Regions from separate parts of the Mus musculus genome. Here all the other regions are linked to region 4. The links are chromatin loops, found by intact Hi-C in ENCODE. Cell type or tissue: heart. All regions are shown on one strand.

Region 1 (4,000 bases), 190 kb after region 4:
GCATTCAGAGGATCTAGACTCTGGGTTACACTAGTAGCCTAAGGTACCTAGAATACACTAATAGACCAAATACCTTATAAAGTGGATATCGTCTTCACAGTCCTTTCTCCATTAGTCTAAATCCATCTCTACTCTCCCTCCTACTTCTCAGACACACACCCCAAAAGACATGTGACAGGTGTTAACTAAAGGCGCAGGGGGGAGTTGCCTCACATACACACAGAAGGATAAGGAAGTGAGGGGTTGGCCGCAAACATGTGTCCCTTAAGCCCTGTCTCCTTGTTGTCTACCGGTGACTGGCAACATGAATAAGGTCTGATCCTCCTTAAAGGACCGCAGCATCCTCCCTAGACAAGGAACACTCCTCTAGCTTTGATGTTAAAGCCCCTCCCTGACTGAAATCCCGGCGCATTCCGGGGAAGCAGTGCCACGCTTCGGAAAGGCGTGTGTGCTGCCTTTACTGGGGAATCGCAGAGTCTGTTCCATATGCGCCGCCCTACAGAACTGCAGCCCCAGTTGCCTATGTGGCCTCCTCCCAGGCACCGGATCACCAAGATCTCCAGTTCTCTGCCCTTTAAATATCTCTCTGCCTTTCTCCTATTTAAAAGCAAAAAATCTCCGGGTGTCCAAAAAGCTAAGGGGCACAATTGCACTGGGCGGGTCTCATAAGACCTCCCATGACTTCTCCTGTCTTATAAAAACCAGTTAGGAAATGAAAGGAGCTAGAAACAGCAAAATCGTTCCCTCATCCTACCAGGCTGGATAGGAGAGTCAGTCATTTACTGAATCCCACCCTGAAAGTCCTGGGGAAGAGAAGTCTAGGTCCGGAGAGGAGAAGAACACGGGAAATCCCTGCTCCGGCTGCGATGCACCTACGCGGGTGTCCAGGTGGGACGTGGGCAGGTGCGTGAGCGCAGTGTGTGCCTGTGTGTGAGTATGTGTGTGTGCGCGCACGCGATTTGTGTTTTGCGTGTGTGTGTGTGTGTGTGTGTGTGTGTGTGTGTGTGTGCGTGTGTGTGTGTAGTGGGCTGCCTCAGAGCAGGCGAGGACTCCGGGACCGGACTCGCCACCTCCGCCCGCTCTGCCCAGCTGGCCCTGTGCCCGGCCGGCGGCTCCTTACCTGGAAGCGCGGCGTTTCCCTCCTTCAGCCCCAGCGCCGCATTGACACTGCAGATGGTGCCTGTACCGCTGCCTCTCGCCCTCCTCTGAACGTGTGCGTGTGCGCGCGTGTGGCTGCCTCCTCCAGCCCCAGCCCCGAACGCAAATACTCCACCGAGGCACGGGGAAGCCACGAGCAGCAGAGAAAAACGGAGGGGGCCAAATCAGAGCCTGCCGGGCTTGACAGCTCCTCTTGCAGCGTCCAAGGTGGGCGTAATGTCCAACAAAAAGGTCAGGAAATGAAGATCAATTCCAAGCACCCCTAGCTTCCATCCAGCCCCGGAGCCCAAGCAGCGACAGCGGTGGCTCTCAGGGGCTGCGGCGGCGACGCGGGGCTGCCCCCCTTCGTCCCCACCCCCGCGGGCTGAATGTCCTTGATGCCAAGCGGGCACGGCGGCGTCACTCCGCGCCGCCCATGCTAGCCGGGTCGGGCCGCTGCCCGGGCGCGGCGGCGAGTACGTTGGGGACCCGCCGGGGAGCGCTCTCCGATCCTCTGCGCGCCTCCCTGGGCAGTGACGGCCACCCCCTGGCAGCCCGGGGCTGGCTGCGCCGCTGTCGCCCCCAACCCTGGCCGGGGACTAGCCGGGCAGTGCCCAGGGGCCGGGGCTGGGGGGCCTCGGAAGCCGCCGGCAGCTCCCCGGGGAGGCGCGGAGCTGCGGTGGTAGCAGCGACGGCGGCGGCTAGCGCTGCGGCGGCCAAGAGCGCGGCCGTAGTCCAAGCCGAGCCTCCCAGGCGCGTCCCCGGCCCCCCGGGCGGGCTGCTCGCAAAGTTTGCAGGGGGCAGGGAGCGGGGCCGCCGCTGGCTCGGCCGCCGCCGGAGCTCCCGGGCTGCCTGCTGCCGCCGCGGCTCGCTGCTGCTGTGCATTGAAGCCCGGCCAAGCGCTGCAAAAACTCCAGCTGCCTGGCGCTCTCTGGGTCCTCCTCTCCTCCCTCCCGCCCTCCCTGCTTCCCTTCCTCCCTCCCTCTCCTCGCCTCCTCCCCTCCCCGCCGCCCGCGGCCCGCCGCCGCCGCCGCCGCTGCCGCCGCCGCCGCCGCTCCCTCTCTGGCTCGCTAGCTGGCTCGGAGCTCGCGACTGACATCTAGACCAAGGTAGAGCGGCCGGCAGAGGGGGCAGGGGGCGCTTCCCCGCACGCTGCCGCCACTGGCCCGCCTGCTCTTCCCCAGTGTGGACGTTTGCAGACACCCCCTGGGTCTTCTTGGCTTCCTCGAGTCACCCTGGCGGTGGAGACACAGGGCAGAGTGGTGCATATATGGTGCCACCAAGTGCACTTGGATCGGGGCATACTCCCAAGCAGGCATGTGGTGCAGGCGGTCAGAGGCACTTCTGGGTGTTCCTAACAGACACCAGCCAAACATACATCCATTCCTAACCTAGAATCCCTGTCCAGCCCCACCAACCAAGGTAATCCTACACAGAGCACTAGAGGATGCCCAAACCCAAGGTTTCTTCTAGTCCTAGGACAGAAATGAATGGCCAATGCCACAGAGCTTGTTAGGTAACCTGATCTGTCCAGAGGCTGACCTTGCTTCACTGTCTCTGAAGCCCTAGGTCCTGGGCCATGTCCTAAACATAACCCAGACATTGCCAACATCAGAATAGTTTCAGAAGCCCAAAGGAAGAAATCCAGAGGTTGCTTAAATTGAGAGAGCATCTGGCAGGCAGGGAAATAGGTGAGGCTGCACTATCTAGAATATCTCTACAAAGACCCCCTCCAGTTAATGAGCCCAACGACCAAAATAAATAAATAAAAATAAAACAATTTTCAAAAGGATGCCCACCTATTTGTCTACCCAACTCTGCATGCTAAGTTCAAGGAAATGGCTCTGTCAGCCAAGTTCAGTAAGACTAGCCATTCATCAAAGAAAGACCTCTCCAGGAGCTTATGGTTTGGGGTTCCTGACCCACTCTCCCATGACACTTTCTTCAACCTCAGTCACTTCCTGCGCATAACTGTCCCTCCCACCAAAACCTCTCAGAATCTGCTTACTAGGAAAAGGTTGACAGTGGTATAAATTCCTTCCCCTTCTTATAGGGGTAATGTTTTCACAAACATCAAAGTTATACCCTCGGTAGACTTTCGAGGTGACAAGTTGGACAAGCTTCCGGGCAGGTAGCACACTTGGGTCGGGTTGGACTTACCACCCAGGACCTTGTTGAAAGTGCTCCCACCAGAAGGACACAATGAATCAAGTGTAAGCATGAAGAAGCCAGCCAGCCAGACATTTCTCTAGTTACAGGGTGTTCCAGGAGACAGCATGGAGCCCTGTTAGGCTCTGGTTGTCTGCTGAGCATCGCATGGCCCAGAAGACAGCAAGGGTTATCTTATTAGCTCCCTGTAATACATTGATCTGGCTCCTCTCTTCTCTGAAACGCTGGATCCCAGACCCAAGATAAGCACACAATATCAAGTTAGTTTCACAAGCCCAGAGAAACACAGAACAATAACTCCATGTTGCTGCTGCTTTGACATCCTCCTTCCAGAACTAAGGGAGCCCCGGGGCCAAGTGTCTGTCTGACATGACGCCTCAGAGACACTCATGCAAAATCAAAGGAAGCTGTCCCCACAGGTCTTAGTAAGGCTTGCCTCACCAGGGCCTAAACTCACTCAGAAGAGTCTCCTGAAATTGGCACATGACACCTTCATAACAGGCTCACCCCAGAAGTGACAGCCTAAAAGCCCCACAGAAAACCCACCAGGCTGCTTAAATAATGCACTTCACTAAAGGATACAGGAGATCCGATTGTCAGTTGGCTGTAGGGGACTTATGTGAAAATGCTCAAAGGGAGAGGAAGTAAGAACTTACTCTAAGCCCTTCTCAGCCAATCATCCAAGCAAGTCTTT
Region 2 (4,000 bases), 82 kb after region 4:
TGGAAGAAAGTAGGAGAGGCGCAATGCTGTTGGCTTTAGGGATGGAGCAGGACAGCACTGGCCAAGGAATGTGAGGGCCTCTACCAGCAGTTGCAGGCCAGGAAACAGATTGCCCTCAAGAGCCTCTAGGTAGAAAGGAAGCCCTGCTAGCACCTTAGTTTTAGCCCAGTGACACCTGTGTGGCATTCTGACCTCTAGGCAGTAAGACAATAGCATTGGCCTTAACTCAGCAAGCCCCTGAAATGTATTCACAGCAGTAGGAACCTAGCATATTGCTGGTCCATGGTGAGGCAGGTCCCACCCTCTCCTTGTCCTTGGGCTCCCCTGAAGGGGCTACTGACTTGAGATTTCCAGCAGAAAAGCTCTTCTGCCTCTGTTGGAACCCCTAGGGATGACCTAGAAGTTAGCTCTCATTCAGCCCCCTGGCAGGGAGCAGAGCTCTATCTTCCCTTTGAGTTCTTGGGGGTCTGGTTTGTTCAAGGACCCACCAGCTCTTGTTACTAACTCCTGGAACTCTAAAGTATTTGCCAAAATGGAGGGAGGGGCAGGGGGAGCAGAACTCTCACCCTCTGATCCCAGTCACCCACCCGATTACCCTTCCTGCGTTAGGCTCCCAGTGACTGCATTCAAAGGAGAGCAAAGCAGGACGTATGTGTGCTGGCTCACCTTGTACAGCACTCCCTACCTTGTTATTTGCTTGCTTGTTTATTTTCCAGACTCTTAAACATACTGTGCCATCTTAAACCACCCAGCAGGACATACCTGCAGCATTTCGAACCTTGTCTGATAAGCCAAGCATCAAAGCCACGTGTGTGGGCATGGGTTTCTCAGCACCTGTGCTTAGTAGGAAACTCAAGGAAGTTGTTAGCTTTAAGCCCCTCTGCTATCTCCCAAGAGGTCAGTCGGAGTCAACCTGGCATTTCTCTTCCCCCCCCACACACACCCCTAAGATTCCCTTCCCTTCCCTCATACTTGCTTTTAACAAATTTTTTCCATATTTTCATTTCTTTTTCTTGGACTACAGAAAGGTCTTTGTAAGCACAAAGCCAGATCTTGCCTTGCTCAGAAATATTTTCCTCACTGACTCTTGCTTGTTAGTTTTAATGTTTATCCTGGTCAATTGTTCCAAACATGAAATACCCATCTCTAAAGGGTTCCTCAAACCTGCCCTTGTTTTTGTTTTATTGTGGTGGTGGTGTTGTTTTGTTTTCAATATCTTCTGTATCATCTTACCTAAGCTTCAGACTGACCCTGTAAGCTGCCAAGATCTGCTATGAGTAGAAAAGCAAACGCTTGATACAGAGAACCCCGTAGGATCAAAAGACAGCGGGAAGAATTGTCTAAGGAAGAAAGAAAGCTCCTCTCACCAGACAACAGTGATCACAGCAAAAGCTAGGGCAGATCATTCCGCAGACCTACCCATCCCCCTCCTGGCTGACTACCTCCCAAGCCAGGCAGGGGCCCTGGAACCCAGTTCCGGGCTGTCAGCAGAGATAAATTTAGCACCAATGATCTCATCTTGCAGAGCAGCCTCAGGGCCTCAGAGTGCTCAGGGAAACATCACTTGGACAAGCTGAGAAGTGACAGACACTACTGGCCCCTACAACATAGGTGGCAGGCAAAAAGTTCCCCTTAGAGGGACACTAAGCCCATGAGGAGCAGTGGCCAGAGTGTGGCCAGCAGGTGGCAGGCTGAAGGAGCTGAGACATGGACACCCTGAACTTCCCAGGGTCTCCCAGACCTGGGCAATGAAGCTGAAGGCTCACAGCAAGTCCACAGATGATCAGAACTGCTAAGATCTGGATGAAGAACAAGCAGTGCCAAGCATTCTCACTGTAGAGATATGGCCCATGTCCCAGCAAGTCCCTCCCTACCCCATCAGGATATTATGTGGTGGAGTATTTATAGATACAACAGTGGGCAGAAGGCAGAAGTGGCTGGAGCCCATTGCTCTGCCTCCTGCCAATAATATAAGCCCAACAAAGAGGACAATCTCCCTTGTCCTTTACAGAAAAGAATGGAAACTTGTCACAACTGCAAACTTTCAAGTTCTTCCACTGAGATAAGCTTCCCTTTCTGGCTTGCCCTGCTGGTGACTTGCTGACCAGTTCCCCCAAGGTTTCTTAGTATGTGTCACAGTGAGGCTTTCGGTTTGCAGATCCTGGAGTAAAACATTTACGAGGGTTCCAACCACTGGGTCATGGTGCCAGGACAGTTCTTCAGCTGGAGTAAGGTTTCTTGGCTCCAACCTCTGCAACCACAAACCTTTCTGATGGAGGGAGGATGGCATGAAAGTCACTCAAGAGAATGGACTTGACACTTGCAAAAAAGGACAAAATAAGCAGCTATTTCTAGGAGGTAGGTCCCACCCTAAAGTGCAATGCATATTATGCTATTAAAGGGGATGGGAAGTGATGAGAAATAGATGTTGTCACCTAAGAAAGGCCAGGCTCACATCTCAACACACCAGGGCCACCCCATGTCAGTTTCAGTCACATTAGAGGAAATCAATTCCCAAGAACAAAGGCCTTCGGTTTGATCAATGCCATTCCTGGGAATCACCCAGGACACATAATTGAGGGGCTGTCAGAGAAATCAAAACACACTGAGAAGTTGGGGTGATCACCAAGGTCTAAGTCCTTCTGCCGGGGGGCAATGTGAGCGATGTTACAAAAGAGAGGAGAGTGTCACAGGCAAGAGAGTAGGGTGGACAGCACTTTTGCAGGTGAAGAGTTCAAAGCTTCAAAGAAAGGTGGTAAGATACAGAGCCAGGATGAACGATAGTGCAGACAGTTAGCCAGCAGAAGGTCCCACAGGGTAAGGCACAGGGTAAGGCACAGAGGAAAAGGCCAGTACTGTGTCAAGGTCACACCACCTGGGGTCTTGACGCTTTAGAGGGAGAATTAAAATTAGTCTGGATTGTTCTACATTTATTCTTAAAAGTCAAAATGATATTTTTTTTTCTGTTCTCTTAATTAAGCATAAACTTATAAATCTAGGGCCTTGTTTCCGGGCTATGGGAAGTGGAGGAGGGAGTCCAGAGTCTCAGCTTCCTGAGCTCTGCCTGTCTCCTTCTCCCAGGTCATTGGTTCCAGGAACAATGCCTCCCTGCCACAGGGACCCAGAGGGCTGCTCAGCTGAGTCACATGGCCTCTTCTTCCCTAGGATACACACACACACACACACACACCACTCCCACTCCCACCCAGCCCCATAAGGGCTGGCTAAGGCATCTATTTGGAGCTTCTGATTGTCCCCTGGTTATGCTGACCTCTGAGGATTTCCTACACTCTGCTGTCCTACCTCACCCCAATTCACACGGCTGTTCATATCCCTGAAGGTTGAAGTTGCTCCTTAGAGCTATACCATACAAAGAAAGTCAGAGATATTTGCTATCCTCTTTTATATTTTCTCCTGCTGTATAAAAAGCAAACAAACAGTCTACAGGGTCTGGGGAGTAGTGAAGAGTGCATGGCATGCAAGCAGGAGGACGTGGGTTCAGATTCCCAGCAGCCATGTTAAAAAACTGGGCATGGACTATGAACCTCTGTAGCTCCAATATGATCTGTGGGCTCACGTGCCAGTTAGCTTGACCAGAAGGCCAGTGAACACCAGTAAAAGACCCTGTCTCAAAGGAATAAAGTAGGGAGCAAGACAACTGACATCCTCCACAGGCCTTGACACACACACACACACACACACACACACACACACACACACACCTACACACGTGTGCACACACAAGCTAAACAAATAACAATCGATGGCTTTATCATACAAGAGGAGAAAGTTGGAACATGTATGTAATCAATTTGTCTCAAACCTGAGGTGTAGCCACAAACAAAGTTGAGATTTTCCAGCTGTCACACGATTTCCACAACACCCAGGTTTGACTATAAACAGTTCAGATGCATGGCCAGCTGCAGATACAGACCCAAGCAGATGCTTAGACAGAGCTAAGTGCCTTAGAATCGGGAGGCAGTGGCATGGCATTCAGCGA
Region 3 (4,000 bases), 69 kb before region 4:
CGGAGTACCTTCCCGTTCTCAACAGAAACTGAATTAATCAATTTAGGCTTCTGGAAAATGGTAGGTTTCTTATTTTAATTTCCCTCTCCCCTGATGGAATGGTGGTGGGGAGTAGAGGCCCTGAACTCTCACAATCTAGTAAGATTTTAAAACACAGATTTAAAACTTCTCTCTAGAGCATTTACTCAACAGTGGTTTCACACCTCCAACTTTGAAGAGGGTTTTCATGTAGAGCACATAGGTGGCCCTTAGAGCCTTGGGGTGAGCCAGCTTTATAAAGAGTCCTTAGGTACCAGCCTTCTAGCAGATGCGTGACAAAAAACTGGATGTGAAATGACTGTACAAACCCCTGTTACCACTGCAGCTCGCCGCCAGGTCTCGTGCACTAAGCCTACTGCCATTACCATGTGGCCTGGACATTCATTTTCCTTTCAACAGGTTCACAAGTAAAGCATTAGAGACTTATCACAGAAAACCCACTCTTTAGTCCTCCGCCTCCCCCTTTGGATCAATGAAAAATTTGCATGAACAAATGAGGTGCTATAAATCTTACCATTTCTCAGACCTAGGTATATACTATTGTGTCGTGTTATATTTAATTAGGCTGCATTGGGTTAAATGTACTGTACTGGAAGAGACTGAACTGGCTTCAATTGGACTGGAGTAGACTAAGTTAGGTTGGGTTAGATTAGGTTGAATTAAGTCGGGTTGAATGGAATTGAATTGGGTTGGCTTTACTGGTCTTTGTGTGAATTAAGCAAGTTTGGATATACCAAGTCTTTCCTGATTGCTTACATTCTGTGGTATCCAATACTCACTCGATAACTCTTGCTGAGCCACAGTGGCCAAGATGAGAGTGGTGAGAACACAGTGGGGCCCCACAAGCAAAGGATAGTGCCACATTGTCTGAACACCAGCTTCGGAGACCCTCCTAGTTGGTCCCTTTCCTTAGCTGGCTCAGGTTGCAACCAATCATCCAAGCTGCTTCAAAAGGGGATAGGGAAGAAAGCCAAAGTCGGGGAGTGAAGAGCCAGAGAGAGCAGGCAGGGCGTGGGGAGGGGTAGGAGCCAGGCAGCTGAGTTTGCATGCCAGCAAGCAATCTCTCAGAGTAGGAGAATCTGACTCCTGGGAAAGACTGTGATCTGTTTTCCCTCCAGACTGGGGTAACTCGGTCAATGAAACTCAATCCTGATTGGTTGTGACATGAGGTCATAGACAGAGGCAGGGCAATGTCAGAAGTTCATCTACATACAACAAGTGGGCTTGCAGGTGTGTGCAAGGAAGGCAGGTAGGCGGGGAGGGCAGAATAGCCCCTGGGGAACTGGCAGCCGTTCTAATCAAACAGGCCAACATGCCTGCCCAGAATTCAGAGCACCCGAGGGGGTCACAGTGAGCTTGACCCTTTGGTAACCCTACTCACTACAGGGGAACTAAGGCACGCGGGGGGTGGGAGGGGGATAAAAAGCAATAGTGCTCCAAATCCAGAGCTTCAGGGGGAGAGATGTCTAATTATTCTGTGCTCTGTTGTTTTGGCTATTGGGGGCTCGATGGAAGGAAGATCAGTGCTCCTCTCCCTGGGGCTGGGAGTCAAGGTTCTAGACCCACTCTCCTCCTATCTCACAGAGGGAGGAGCTCCACAGCTCCCACTAACACCTTTGCTTCTTGGTCTCCCCATCCCAGAAAATAGGAAGGAGGAAGGAACCTTTTAAAGCATCTAGTCATCATCATGAACTTGGCTTTCCCTCTCTCTTCTCTCTCCCATCTCATCTGTCTCTTAAGACAGAAATCTAATACATCTGTGCTCACTATAACAGATAACCCCAGCTGCTGCTGCAGGCTGCACAAGACTGGGGGGAGGGGCCTGGCTAGGGAGGTGTGTAGATGTGCATGTTTAGTATATAAATGGCTACGAATGTGTGCATGCATGCGTACACCCACGTGCCTGTTCATTTGTGGTTTTCTGAAGCTGCTCTTTAAACCCCTGTGGCATCCCCGCTGAATCTTGCATCTCCTCCTGCAGCCAGTAGGTGGCAGAGCTGCAACAGGCCGCTGATTCCAGTCCGATGGCACCAGGGTCAGGACGAGGGAGGGAAGACCTGTCCAGTAAGCTCCCCCTGCCCCAAGGTGTCCTATGGAGCAGAGGTCCTGAGCAAGACGATTTAAAGGAGAGCTAGCCAAAACGCTTTTGAGATCTCTGTATTTCTTGATCTACTCCTTTCTGTCTTCCCTAGGTTTATCTAGAAAGGGAGACTTTTTGTTGGTGGTGATGTTGCTGGCATGTGTTTGTCTGTTTTATTTCTATTTTTGTTTTCCACGACTGAGAAGCATCTGCAGTGCGGTTTTTACACTGACTGGACAACAACACTCTGCCTGTGGAGTTTATGACAGGGCAGCTTCCAGAGGGGTCCCTTCCTTTTGGATTATCACTCATCAGAGCTATAGGGACCTGGGAACTTGAACTTCAAATAAGCACTCCTGGTGGTCAGCTGGCATGCTGAGTCCAGGGAAACACTAATAAGAAAGAAGCCTGTAATATACAGAGCCACCTAGGGCAGTTTTCAGGTCTTGTCATTCCTAACCCTTCAGCCTGCTTCTTTCAGCTACCTGTACCCACACTCCTTCATGCCCCCCGGGGGGGGGCGGGGGGGGCAGGGCTTCAACTCCAAATCTTAATCACCTAGCACTTTCCTCTGGCGCACTCCCAGGGCTATGAGATTCCTGTGCTTCTCCACAGGACTTAAGAGGACTACCTGTCCTCTAAGAAGGTTTTCTCACACTACCAAGAGGAGACCCTGTCACTCCAACCTTGCTCCTGTGCCCCCCTCATGCTCCTGCATTCCTGGCCCCAACGGAGTCAACTGTCCTGGTAAAAAGGTTCCACAGATGCGTGACCCAGAGCTGCGCTGACAGATATAGAACCAGAGCATCTCCCTTCAAAGACAGCATAGCATGAGACCCAAACAAAAGAGTCACCCAAACAAAAGAGCACAACACAGAGAGGCCCCCGAGACCGTGTATACCAGTTTACTCTGACTACACTAAAACAGATGGTTCCAGACTCAGAAAGGCTTTTCTCAAAATACTCAAATTCTGAAGTCTCAAGTCATGGTTCCCGAGAGGTCACATCTCTAAAAAGGCCACTAGAGTCCTCCCCTTCCTACTTCTTGTGACTACTCCTAAGCCCTGCTGTTCCTTGGCTGGTGGCAATGTCCCTTCTTCCCCATGTCATCCGCCTTAATGTCTGCTTCCTTTGGCTTCTGCAGATGCTGCGAGCCTGTCAGATTCCATCCTAGCTTGATTCCACCCATAAAGAGCTTATATCCAAATCAGCCATCGTACATGAACACCAGAAGTTAGGAATTCACCTTTTCTTTTAGGGGACTGCAGTTCAACCCATAGAGGACTAGAAACCAAAGGAGCACGTCTTTCACTTCTTCCCTTCTGTCTGGTGAGAGGGGTGCTGAGATGGAGTCTCAGTAACTTCCCCGCCCTCCACTTCTAAGAGGGTCCAAGTGTTTCTTTTGGTGGATACAGTATGAAAACCACATTCATATACATCCCTCGGGATACCCTAGAAGAATTTAAAGCAAGAAGCTTCAGGATCCCCTGCTAGAGCTTCTGAGTGCTGGCCTGGCCATTTTCCAGTGACCTCTGGGAACTTGACAGACATGGAAACTCTGTGGACTCAGTCAGAAGCTCAGGGAACCTAAACCAGTTAGCATCCTGCACTGGATAATCCTTGATGCTTTATTATACTTGAAGTGATGGTTCCAGTCACAGAAGACATGAGAGTGTCCCCAGCAATAGCCAGCAACCACACATCACTTATTGCCAAAGATCTCCCCCATCCTTCTGTGCTCTGTGGCAGGCACACCTCTCCCGGAGGCCCTTTCATGGCCTCCTGTGAGCAGCTGGAGAATGTTAGCCATCCACTCCTCCCATGATCACAGCCAGCCTCTGTCTCTCCTTACCTGGCTGCCCTCATACATACTTGCCTGTC
Region 4 (4,000 bases):
AAGCAGAGAGACAGCGACAGAATCCTTCCCCCTTCCCACGGACTCAGACATGATCATGATGCAAGCCTGGATCACGCTGGGGACGACGCTGGCTTGTCGGTTCCAGTTTCAACATCCAAGGTCAATACCACAGTAAGTTCATGAAGTTTGACTTCTCCATGGAGGTGACAGTTGGAGACAGACCCACAGAGAAACTGTTGGTGAGTGGAACCTGGGGCTACCTGCCTCTGAAGGGAAGGGCAGGGCGAGGTTAGTACCAGGCCAAGAAAAGATGCCTTCAAGTATCTTAGCAGACATGGGGCATAGCACACAGAAGTATCCTCAAAACCCCTAACTCCCTTGCTTTCCCTTTTCAGGAAATGTGTATGCTGAAGTTGAGCTTCACACAATGTTGTGAGTCCCTGGTTAATGAGGTCACTGCCATGGGCCAGATCCTGAGTCAATCAGAGAGCTTAGCATATGACCCTGGGTCTGTGCATCACACCTAACCCCAGGAACTGGTTTAGTAAAGCTGGGTAGTGACCTGAGTTCTAAATAGCCAGAGGGAACAGGAGGCTCACAGCTATACCAGCCTCTAGAGCTGGGCGGGCAGACACTCATGCTGACACCAATTTTACATGTGTTCTTGCCTAGTACAGCAGAACACCACCCCCAGTTAGTCCAATCACCTTTCCTTTGTCTGGTTGTAACCACAAGCTAGCAACGTTCATCTTCTTCACTGGAAAAAAACACTAGAAGCACCACCATATGTAGAATCTCTTTTTATATAAAAGGGGGAAAGCATGAACGTACACAGATGCACACCCATGTGTACACACACACACACGAGTTTCTCAATGGCACATCCTCCTGTGACCAACATGATACCTCACTCACAAATTACACAAACTGAAGGATGAAGCAGTGTAGGATCATCCAATAAATCATAAGCACACATCAAAATCTAACCCCTCAACTAAACCTGGGCCTGATCAACATCATATCAGTTTTGAATGCTGGAGTGGTTGATCTGCAAATGATGTGAGATCATTTGGAGCATAGTTATTCACCACTGATCCCTTTGCTCTCTGAGTGATTGTACTTTAATTAACATTTAGTAAAGATTGTGAGATCATCCATGAAGCGGCTCTATGTAGGGGATTCCCTGAAGCTCAGAAGAGAAAGGCAAAAAGAACCCCGTCTATTGACAGGCAATGAAAGCTGGGCACAGTGGTGTACAACAGCAATCTCAGCACTTGGGAAGATGGAGAAAGGATTGTGAGTTTAAGAGCAGCCTGGGCTATTTAGTGAGACTCAGTCTCAAAAAACAAAACAAAGCAAGCAAACAAACAAAAAGCCTAGATGATTGACCAACAACTGACTGACTGACTGACTGACTGGCTGACTGACTGACTGACTGACTGACTGACTGGCTGACTGACTGACTGGCTGGCTGAATGACTAAATATTAGAAGGGTCTATCAGCTCTTCCACTCAGGACCAGACATCAAGGCTGGAGAATGGGAGGAAGAAGGCAAGTTTGAAAGAAGACCCGCCAGTCCTGCCAGTCCTCACTCCCCGGGGTCATCCCACCAGGGCTGGCCAGTATGCCTGACAGCTCACAGTAGTCCAAGAGCAACAAAGACCTCCTCTGCTGAGAGAAAACCAGACTATGTTTTTGTCTCTAGCCACTCCCCCAGCAGCCCGGGTCCTGCCAAAGGACTGCAGGTCAAGCCTGGGAGAGCTCCAGCTGGCCCGGTTCCCCTCATAACTGCACTTGGCTTCATTAACCCAGCCCTCCCCTTCCAGCCAGTGGGGCAGGAAGCCTTCTCTGGGCCTGTTTTTCAGCCTGTTTTTTCTCTCTCTCAGAAGTGGGGCAGATGGTTGCCACAGTAGAAGGAGAGCCCGCTGGGAAGGGAGAGAGTGAGCTGCCCAGGTTTGGGATGGCACCTCAGGGCTTTGCACACAGGTGACCTGGCACCCAGTCTCCTGGCATTTCCTGGCACAGCCCTCCTGATAAGCTTAACCTTTGTCTGAGATCACTGGAATTCTGCCTCAGAAAAGGAAACACTGAACTGAGCGTGGAAAACAGGGGGAGATGGGATGATGCCAAAAACCTTGCTGGAAATCCTTAGCAGGGATTACCGTCTCCAGGATATGTTGCCCTAGACAGGGTACTTTTGTCCGGGAGCTCAGAACATCTGAAAGTCTCAGAGGTATTCTCTAACCCGAGGCTTCTCAAACTTTCTGTGGTAGAGAGCCATTTGGTGAAAATTTTCCAGTCTTTCGTAGAAGGATACATTTGTCAAATACCAAGCAAATGACTAGAAAAAATAAAATAGCAAATGACAGCATGCAAATTCATTGGGCATACCCCCTGATCCCGAACAATATCGAAGTGCTGTGTGCATTTCCAAGTCTTCACCCTCTGATATCTGCCCTGAACAGACCATTAACACATTGTTCACAGACCATACTTCGGTCTAGTCTAGACTCAGTATATGGTTCAAGTACCCAGAGCTTCGGAGCGCATTAGAAATGCCCAATCTCATGTGTCACCCAAGACCTACTTAGTGAGAATTTTGCATTCTCGAAAAGCACACCCCCCACCGAGTAGTTTTGAGTATGATACCCACCATTTGAGATATGGTGGAATTGAGCAGGCTCATTGTTTAATGCACTACAAAAGGTTTTTTCACACTCAACTTAGAGATGTCTTTGAGTAAAAAAGGTACTTTGTGTTAAAGCATCTTAGCAGAGGGGCTAAAGGAATGGCTCCGTCGGCAAAGAGCTCCTCTTTAAAAGATAAGGCTTGAACCCTAGGACACATGTGACATAAAGCCAGGCATGGTGGCATATGCTTATAATCCCAGCATTGGGGAAGTGGAGACAAGCAGATCGCTGTGGGTTGCTGGCAGCCAGCCTGACCTACTTGGCAACTACCAGGCCAATAGGAGACTCTGGAGATGGAGAGCAGGGCAAAGAGGGAGAGATAAAAAAAAGTGAATGAACAAGGTAGATAGTTTCAGAGGAACAACATATGAAGTGGTCTTCAGGCCTCCACACAACACATATACATATGTGCATATACACCTGCACACACAAGAGCACATGCATATGCATATACACATATACACATACATATACACATATACAAAAGCATATTAACTATGTTGGAGTAGAAGGCAGGTGTAAAGATGAACTCTTTTATGGATATTCGGTAACTGAGCAGAAACAAAGCAGAGAAAATGTGGAAGATGGAGACCCCCACCATGGCCGGATGATACTGTGGCTTAGAAGCTTCCAGACAAGGAATGCCATACAGGCTAGATCAACAGTGAGCCAGAAGAGTAAGAGTGAGGGGTGACAGATGGTTCAGAGCTGCTGTGAGGATAAGGAGCATTTCATAGGGTGATATGATCTGAGGTCAAGGAATGGGGGGCGACTTGATGCAGTAACTGAAAGGGCTGGCCTGAGTGGAGACAGTAGTCTATTTATTTACATCACCTCTATTGGCCAGCTGAATGTTATTCAAGGAGTTGGTTACCAGTCACTAGGCTATGCACAGTCAGCTGTAACTTCTCCCCTAATCTGTTTGGGCCATTTAAGGCTCTCCATATCCTAGTCTGTCTCCAGCATAGATCCAAAGAGGCTGGATGCTCCCAGGGTCCTCTCTGCCCTTCCATCTTTCTACATGCCACTGCCTCTGCCTCGGACTGCAGACTTGTTTCAATCAATTTCCGCTGAGTGGCAGGTTAGTATTTCCTTAATAAAGCCAACCTGTACAGGAGTGAGAAGACAGTCATGGTGGCCTGAGCCACCCCTGAATTCTCTGAGCATCATATAAGTATGACACTGACATCAGTAACTAATCCCCAATAGGAGATTCTTCCCATTCTCCAATATTAATTCTTTGATACGGGGTAACCCTTGAAACTGGGGTCTTCAGTGATCACCATTCCCAAGTCATCCAGTCAGTCTGTTTCTCTGCCTGAGACCAAAATGAGAAAAGCAGTGTTTA
Region 5 (4,000 bases), 63 kb after region 4:
GTGCAGTTCCTCCAGGGCTTGGACACAGAGCAAAGTTTTCTGACAATGCTGTTGCCTCTAATAAGACACCATCCTCTCCATTCCTCTTGGGTACCAACTCCTGCTTGTTATCTCTCAGATTTTTCTCCCATCCAGGAAGATGATGACTGTCATTTGGGTCCCTCTACATACAGATCAGCAAACTATCCACAGAAGCTGAGTGCATTCAGGCTTACACAGGAAGTTGTTAAAGGTATGGGGCTGGAATGTAGCTCTGGAACTATGTGGCCTTTTCTGTTCCTTGCTGTCATTACTTAGTGTTTGTCTTCCTAAAACTGAGAGACAACAACAAAGCCCCAGTCTCTCCTTGTTTTCTAGGAATCCATACCACATGGTTCCCAAAGGATGGAGAATGTTCCCACCTGCAGACAAGTCTTCCCACAGAGGCAGATGTTATCTCAGGCTGCATCAGAAAGCCTAGACCATAAATGATTCTGAAACATGAGTTCTGTTGTTAATGGGGAGCTCAAAGGGTCCGTTAATTCCATTACTGCCTCGGCAGCAGCAATGACTCTCATTTCCTTTGTCTCCTTTTCCTCCCCATCTCCAGTCATTCAGTTCAAATAAAACTGGGATAGGGGTGGGGCACCAAGACCAGAACCCTACCATGCCTGAATCAGGTGAACACTCCAGCATTCTCGAAGCAAAAGAATCTTCTCAACCTGCTATAGAATCAAAGCCTTACCATCCCTCAAAAGCTCCCCCTGCCCGTGGTGGGTCTCATTAGCTCTTTCTTAGGAATTCGAGACTAGTTTTTGCATATCCTTGAGTAAGATCTGTATTCTACATTGACCTGGAGTGCTCTGGGCAAGTTAGTGGCCCAGAGGCTCAGCTATATAGAGCAGTTGCTATGTCTCTGTTTTCACCACTCAGGATACCAGCAGAGGTTAATTGTTTCAAACTCACCCAATCACTCAAGGTTTAGAAACCTCCAGAAAGAATACCGACACTTTTAGGTCACCTTGCCTTTATATCTTAGCCTGTGAGGTATGGAATGTATGAGTTCGAAGATCCTACTTGCTACCGTACACATTTAAAACCTGAGATGGGTTCTTCCACCCCACAGGAGACCATGTCTCAAAGGAAATGGAGAGACTAGATCTGGCCAGCCCTGCTCTCTCCAAGTCAGGCTCACTCTCTACAGCTGAGGCCTCAGGTATCCTTGGCTGGGGAATGACTCTGGGCTAGCTGGATTCTCCACCTGTATGCATATGTATTCATTCTCTCTCTCTCTCTCTCTCTCTCTCTCTCTCTCTCTCTCTCTCTCCCACCCCCTACACTCCTGTGTTCCCTGTATTACCATGGACAGCTATGGTGGTATCCATCAGCACTTTCACCAACAAGAACCCATGTGCTGAGCAACGCAGAAGGCATTTGGGAGCCAGACGATGACGGGGATGATGAATGCAGTCCCCAGAAAAATCCAGGAGCTAAAGAACACACAGAAAAAAAATGCGTATTTAAAAACAGAAAAGTCTATTCCCACGTGGAATCTTTAGAGCTTCTTACATTGTTTTCTTATGACAAGGGAGTGGGGGTGGGGAGATGTGCTTTTTTTTTTTTTTAATTGATGTCTGTGCTTTGATGTGCCTGGTGGACTGGGCAGGTGACAAAATGTCTCTGCCTTGGAGAGTCTGTCTAGGAGAAGAAGGCAAGTGGCTGGTCTGTGGGCCCAGTGAGACTTCACGTGACCGAGCATAACCAGGCTCTGACACTGCATCGGCAGCCTGGAACAGACTGGGCATGTCAGACACCGCAGAGGCAGAGCTGTACAAGTTGTGTGTTTATTGGTTGGAAGTACTTTCCTGGAGATAGAGCCAATGATCTCCCTCTTCCGTAAATTAACAAACTGCTGTTTCCTTTATCCTCCGTGTGCACATTCTTCCTAAAAGGAAACTCAGAGCATCAGAAACCGAAGCATGACATCACACTTCCTTCCCCACCAAGCCCCTCCCATTCCAGAAGGGAACACTGGGAGGACACTCAAGAGGGTCTCAGCCTTTTCTCTGTTCTATTTTTAGTTCGGATCTGGCTTCTCCATGGGAGTCAGAACGAAGGCAAGAAGATGCTTTTCCTCCCCTGCTCTGACCACGGGACCATTTCCAAAAGAACTCGAAAATGTTTATCTGTCATCATCTTCCACAGCAAGGCATTCTGGCACTGTGCATTGAGCAAGAAGAATCAGACCAGCATGGCGAGATGGAAGAGCAAGGAATGAAAGGCCAACCACCTGCCTCCTGCATTTGTGTCCCGTCCTCTACGATGCTTTTCAAGTTTTTTCAGGCCTTTCCCACACAGGGAGCTTCAAACATGCCCACCTCTACCAAGCACATATAAGCAAGAAGGAAAGGAAGTGAAATATTCTGACACAGGAAAAATCCAATGGTAGCCACGGTGGGTTGGAGGGAGAGAGGGAAATGCTTAAAAAGGCACAGTAGAGATAGTTTCTAATCTCAGATCCTCCCTGAAATGGTTCCTGGAGAACAGCCACATGCACAGAGCACTGCATGCCAGGTGAGGGCCAAGGTTCTAGCTCCATGGAGTCCTACCAATCATGCCCATAGAGAAAGAAGCAAAGAAAGGCAGACCTGCTATCTGCCTATGAGCAACTCTATTCCAGTCCAAGTTTTCTCGGCTGGGAAGGGGAAGGGGCCAGGAGACATGAGCATCGATGCAAGGGTCAGAGAAACAAGTATCAGCTGCAAGGAGGCTCCCAAGATGGTCGGAAATGAAGGTCCTAATTACATTCCTCCATTGGTGATGACCTTGGGTCACCACACACCAGCAATTATTTACTCTGGCAAAGTGATTAGGGAATTGGGACTAGGGAATGGATACATATTGGGATAGAGACACGTGGGGCTTCCAAAGATGAGGTGGGCAGTGGGAATGATTCTGCTTTTGCATCTGCCTTTTTCCTAATTAGGGTCACCACAAACACCAGTTAGGGAGCTGGGTATCGCCTTATCCTTTTCTGCTTAGCTAGGAGCTCAGAAATGATGAGGAAGACTGAAAAGGAGAATGATGGGTAATGGGCTAAAGAAACAACTTCTCATCCACAGATGCAGATGCAAAGAAGGTATAAGATAAAGAAATTTCAGCAAAGGATGTAAGGAAAGCATTCATATCAGAACTGTAGAGCAGGAGGTTCAGAGAGACTGGAAACACAAGGTGACAGGAAGCCTAAGCTAGGACGAACAGTGTGGTCCAGGAGGAGTCCCACACATGGTCCCTGGACCAGCAGTAACCCCCAGGAGCTTGCTAGAATGCTGACCACTCAGGCCCTACCTTAGCTCCTTTTACTCAGGAACTGCATTAGCAAATCTAGTGATATGGAAGAGACGAGGCCTCTGAAGGAGTCTCACTCATATCCTGAAAAGAAAAAGGAAAAAGCCTGCAAGGTACAGGAACTCCAGCTTCCTAGTCCGTCTTGTGCCTACCACGGTGCTTGAAGTTCATCCTTGAGGTTAGGCTGAGGCTAGGCTTGACTTTCACTGCTCTCCGGCAATGCTGTCTGCTGTAAGCAGAATCTGCATCTGAGTTCATGGTTACTTTGGAAATAGAATTAGGGTTTTTCCACGTGCTGAACAGAACCCCAGTCTTGGCTCCCTGGTGTGGACAGCAGATACTCGCTTATCCAGTGGCCAACTGAGCTCCATGTGTTTATTATAACCTCACCATATATTGTATGCTGTATACTATAGAAGTCACCAATACTGCAATTGGAAGTCAGGGGTGCTTAGTGTACCTACTATGTGTTAGGGCATGTCTTGGGAACTTTGCACACATTGCCTCACTCAACCTATCTGATGGCAGAAGAAAGCAAGGATGTTGATCCTTGAAAAATCAAGGATGCTTAGTATGCCTACTATGTGCCAGGACATATCCCGGGAACTCCACACACATTACCTCCCTCAACCTTGCTGATGGCAAAAGAAAGCATATTCTGAGAGGTGATGTC
Region 6 (4,000 bases), 110 kb after region 4:
TTTAAGGCAGGCAGCCACAGCCACCATTCGAACTATAATTGAGGTGAGGATTGCCACGATGATTAAGTTTGTGTGTTTCCTGGCGGGTACAGGGAAGCAGTGGCCCTGCTCACCAGGCTGAATTATGGGGTAGGTCATTCCCTTGTTAGTGGGGATAAATTTTATTAGCTCCACTCATGTTGCCGTGTATCTTCCTCTCTTGCTCCTCCGGCCTGTGTGTCTGGGTAATGTCGCCTGCATGCAGGATAAATCAGGAGAACAGATCCCATTATATTTTGGAACACTGACAGAGACATAGTAATGACACGGAGAACGATACTGGTTTTCTTTGCTCTCAGGGATGCCGATGTGTGTCTGTGGACAGCATAGGGGGCCAGACTCACTAGGGAGAAGGACCTAAATGGACAGATAGAATGAGGAAAGTGCCCTTGGTTGTCTCTTCCTTCTCTAACTTTGTTAACGAAATGAGAGCAGTTGCCAGTGTGTGGATGTGTGATCATTCCCTTCAGCCTTACAAAATTAAAGGACACTGGAGAGGCAAAGCAAAGAGTGTAGCTTAAAAGATGTCTTTTCCTGGCACAGTGTCTGAGCCCCCATCACGTGTGCATAGAGAAAGGAAGACAGGCCAGCAAACAAGCACATCCTAGGGACTAAGACACCGAATGCAACCTCAGTTATATACAGTCCAAACCTCTCCAAAGAAGATAATGATGGTGTAAATCCATCAATAAACCACGGGGACAGTATAACCAGAAGTGGGGGTGCAGGGTGGGGTTGGGATCATTTGCATTCATCAAGGGGTTCTAAGGGCCTTCCCTTACTTTCTAATAACATCGGTGTGTTTCTTTTTTGCTTTTTATGGAATATATACTGTCTCACCAACTCCTTCCTTAGCATAAAATTAGAGCAGAAGGGGAACTGTTTACTGGCCTTTTGATAGTTCATGAGCAGGTGCTGGCTGAGGCCCAAAGGTCAGGACTCCCTGGCCAGCATCCTTGCCAAGATACCACCCTGTGTAGATGAAATGAATTAAAGGGAACTCTACATCTGGGGTGATTGGTGAGGTACATTCATGTGTTGATGGATAAGATGTCCAACATCCCATTTCAGTCTGTGCTATGCCCACTGAATGAGTCTCATGTGTACAAATACACATACACACTTGTATACGTATGAGAGAGAAATATCACCGTGTTCATGGCTGAGGGTCCTGTGTGAGCAGGAGAGGAAAGAAGCCACAAAGATAAAACAGAGGTGATGAAACATGAAGATAGTGGTTTAGAGCAAGACAAGGAGAAGCAACAAGAGGGGAGATGGACACACGGAAGTTGTGTGCACATGCGGGCATATTTACCAGTGTGCATGACATTGTGCCGAACCTGCAAAGTAATGTCTCAGCAGGGTGAGGATCCATGTCCTTAAGTCATAGCTCAGAAACTTATAGACTGAGTCTCTTGAATGTGTCTGTTTTAAAATTTGTGTGATTCTTGGGTCCCCCCCCCCCAATACACACACACACACTGACCTGCTGGCCTCCCAAGTGGCATCTTGGGAGAACACCATACGCCAACCTTGGACTTCCTCCCACCAGATCTAGCTCATCCCCCAGGACTTGGCCATCATCACATGACCTCAAAAGATCCAGATGGGACTTCTACTGCAATTCCTCCTGACCAAGAATGCCTTTAGACCTGGATGCCTAGTACTGGAGCTACATTGTGGGGAGACATGGGGGTGGGCAGGGAGGGAACTTCTGTCTTGGGGTTGCCTTACCACTGGCATTTGAAGTTTAAATAAGGAAATTGTGTACTCAAAGGGCTTACAAGGAGTGAGGGCTTGCAATGTGTACCTATTTCACGAACTTGTTTAGTGGTTTGTAGTGTTGACAAGATTGGTTGGAATGAGAAGGGGGGCAGGGTGTGGAAGAGGAGGAGTTCCTGGACCAAGGGAGTGTGAGTGCCAAGCAAAGAGAGGAACCCTTGCCTCTCACCATAACAGGAAACAAACCCATGTAGTCAGAGTCCAGCTTCCTGCTGACAGAGAAACGAAAACAGCACAAGCAGACCGGCTGAGGCTGGCCTGGGACAGCTGCCTGGCTATTCCGGATGCTCGTTTTCACGGGGTTCAGGATCTCAGGCGCCAGGCAAACCTGAGTGACCAGCTATGCTGGGACACAAGGCCAGCATGAGTGCAAGGGGATAACCCTGCCTACTTCCTAGGACTACCTGCTGTGTCTGGGAATCAGTTGAATCACACAGCATGTAGGGATGGAGTCCTCCTTCATATCAACGGTGTATGCTGTTGGGCAGAAAGTGAAAATGAAGCTTGTTCTTGTACCTCTGGGACCCCCATGGAACTGGTAAGGCCAGTGGGTAAACCTTCAAGTCATATGGGAGCTTGGCCCAGCCATAGTTCTTCCAGAAAGGCCTCTGGAATCTTGGGAGAAGTTTGCAGACTGCATTAACTTGGAGAGTCCCATTTGTACCCAATACTCAGTGTCTAGGACCACACATTCCTAGATGGTCCTTGCACAGGAACCTTGCCAACCCAGACAAGTTCTACTGGCCTTGCACTGAGACATGCTATGGGAGAAGTAGTGGGCTTGAGATTCAGACACACAGTATGCTCTAGACTGTAGAACATACTTAGCATTAATTACATAATACTAACCTCAGTGCTTGACTCTCTGTCCCTCTATGCCCTTGGGGATTGGAGCCTGACTATTCTGTTGCTCTGTAGGACTCTGGGAACAATGAAAGAGGGGCATGAAGCACATTGCACACTGGCAGGGCAGGGCTATGCAAAGCTGTGGTGGTCCTCACCGTCTACCCCCAGTATGAGGGCCTGATAGGTGACTGGTGATGATTCAAAGTAAGAGTCCCTGCCCCATGGACCCACTTGTTTGTTGTTTGTTTGGTTTGGGTTGGGTTGGGTTGGGTTGGGTTTGGGTTTTTTGGTTTTGGGTTTTTTTTTTTCCTAGCAGAAGGTCACTCTGAGGTCAAAACTCACAGAGAAGAGGAAGTGGTCTGTATCCACTCTGTGTCTGCTTCCCACTATCAGCCCTAGACTGGTCCTGCCGGGTGCTTCTCAGCTGGTTTCAAACTCAGACTTCAGGAAATGGAGTGATAGACACTCCCTTGACTACAACCTTTGTCCCATCTACAGGGTGTAGTGATCCACTTCCCTTTCACATTCCTGGAGACTGAGGTCTTTCCTTGATCTTGGCCAGTCTGTTGCCTAGTTGCCTAAAACATTCCCAGGATTTAAGATGTTTTCTCTACTCCTTGACTTACTTGGAGCCAGAGGCTAGGGCTCTATAAGGGAACTCAGCAAACTAAAGAGGGAGAAGAATGTAGGGAGCCACGTCTAGGACAACCCCTAGACTCATGAAGGACACAGACCCTTAGCTCGCAACAATGTCCTCCCCAAAGTGGGCTGTCTATTTCATATTAGAACTGTCAAGTTTCTGTGGGAAAGGCTGGCCATCACAGAGTCCTAGCATAAGACAGAAAAGGTAGATTCTCGGTCCCATAGCCTTAGAGGTGTGTGCTCTATAAGCAGAGATTTGCAGAGACCCTTTGAAGTAGGCTACAAAGGGGGCCAGAGCCAGGATCAGTGGTGAGAAGCTACAGAAATACAAATTAAATCAAATTGGTTAACCCTCCTAGATGCCTTCCTAACAAATTGGCCTCAGGTTAGACTCCTTGAGTCCCAGCACAACCTAAGACCCCAGCCATATCTTTCTAGCTCTCTTATGCCTAGGCTCTCAATGAGATCTTCTGAGCATTGTATAGGTTCTACTGCCTTCATTATTAGGTCCTTTTTCCATTTGGATTAGAGATGAACAGGACACAGGAAAAGAAAGGCTCAGAAAGCAAAGTTGGAGGATGCTTCCATCCCCAAACACCTAAAGATGCCTCACCAGCTCCCACAGTGTCTATATCCAACACAGCCCAGGCACTGACACTTGCAAATGTTTCTATACTCATAGCCACTCAGT

Evidence for each region. Peaks named below come from ENCODE experiments on the same cell type or tissue, not always from the same donor. Only the 100,000 strongest peaks of a DNase experiment are listed, where the experiment ranks them.
Region 1: it touches region 4 in a loop (8-fold over the local background); 5 of 42 quality-filtered maps call a loop at or near these places.
Region 2: it touches region 4 in a loop (6-fold over the local background); 5 of 42 quality-filtered maps call a loop at or near these places.
Region 3: it touches region 4 in a loop (6-fold over the local background); 5 of 42 quality-filtered maps call a loop at or near these places.
Region 5: a loop joins it to region 4, with 3 times the contacts of the local background. A loop is called at or near these places in 5 of 42 quality-filtered maps.
Region 6: a loop joins it to region 4, with 2.2 times the contacts of the local background. A loop is called at or near these places in 2 of 42 quality-filtered maps.

What each region holds. Positions count from the first base shown.
Region 1 is chr6:32,586,184-32,590,183 of GRCm38, forward strand. Plxna4 (plexin A4) reads right to left here and starts at 2,009. Exons shown (of 32, transcript NM_175750.3): 1 at 1,121-2,009. In heart, CTCF peaks have their summits at 434 and 2,313; DNase peaks (open chromatin) are centred at 338, 1,158 and 2,108; H3K4me3 peaks cover 2,631 bases; H3K27ac peaks cover 2,546 bases.
Region 2 is chr6:32,477,824-32,481,823 of GRCm38, forward strand. The region is part of intron 3 of Plxna4 (plexin A4); the gene reads right to left. Among named protein-coding and RNA genes, the nearest start is that of Plxna4os1, 31 kb to the right of the region's middle. In heart, a CTCF peak has its summit at 1,679 (motif pointing right); DNase peaks (open chromatin) are centred at 1,548 and 3,128; H3K4me3 peaks cover 448 bases; H3K27ac peaks cover 4,000 bases.
Region 3 is chr6:32,326,264-32,330,263 of GRCm38, forward strand. All of the region lies in intron 3 of Plxna4 (plexin A4), which reads right to left. Among named protein-coding and RNA genes, the nearest start is that of Plxna4os1, 180 kb to the right of the region's middle. In heart, a CTCF peak has its summit at 2,023 (motif pointing right); a DNase peak (open chromatin) is centred at 2,018; H3K27ac peaks cover 1,339 bases.
Region 4 is chr6:32,395,556-32,399,555 of GRCm38, forward strand. All of the region lies in intron 3 of Plxna4 (plexin A4), which reads right to left. Among named protein-coding and RNA genes, the nearest start is that of Plxna4os1, 110 kb to the right of the region's middle. In heart, a CTCF peak has its summit at 1,731; a DNase peak (open chromatin) is centred at 1,736; H3K27ac peaks cover 787 bases.
Region 5 is chr6:32,458,729-32,462,728 of GRCm38, forward strand. All of the region lies in intron 3 of Plxna4 (plexin A4), which reads right to left. Among named protein-coding and RNA genes, the nearest start is that of Plxna4os1, 50 kb to the right of the region's middle. In heart, no CTCF peak of the experiment used is centred here; a DNase peak (open chromatin) is centred at 1,873; H3K27ac peaks cover 1,829 bases.
Region 6 is chr6:32,509,087-32,513,086 of GRCm38, forward strand. The region is part of intron 2 of Plxna4 (plexin A4); the gene reads right to left. Plxna4os1 (plexin A4, opposite strand 1) reads left to right here and starts at 2,055. Exons shown (of 2, transcript NR_040277.1): 1 at 2,055-2,359. In heart, no CTCF peak of the experiment used is centred here; DNase peaks (open chromatin) are centred at 1,605, 2,115 and 3,115; H3K27ac peaks cover 1,906 bases.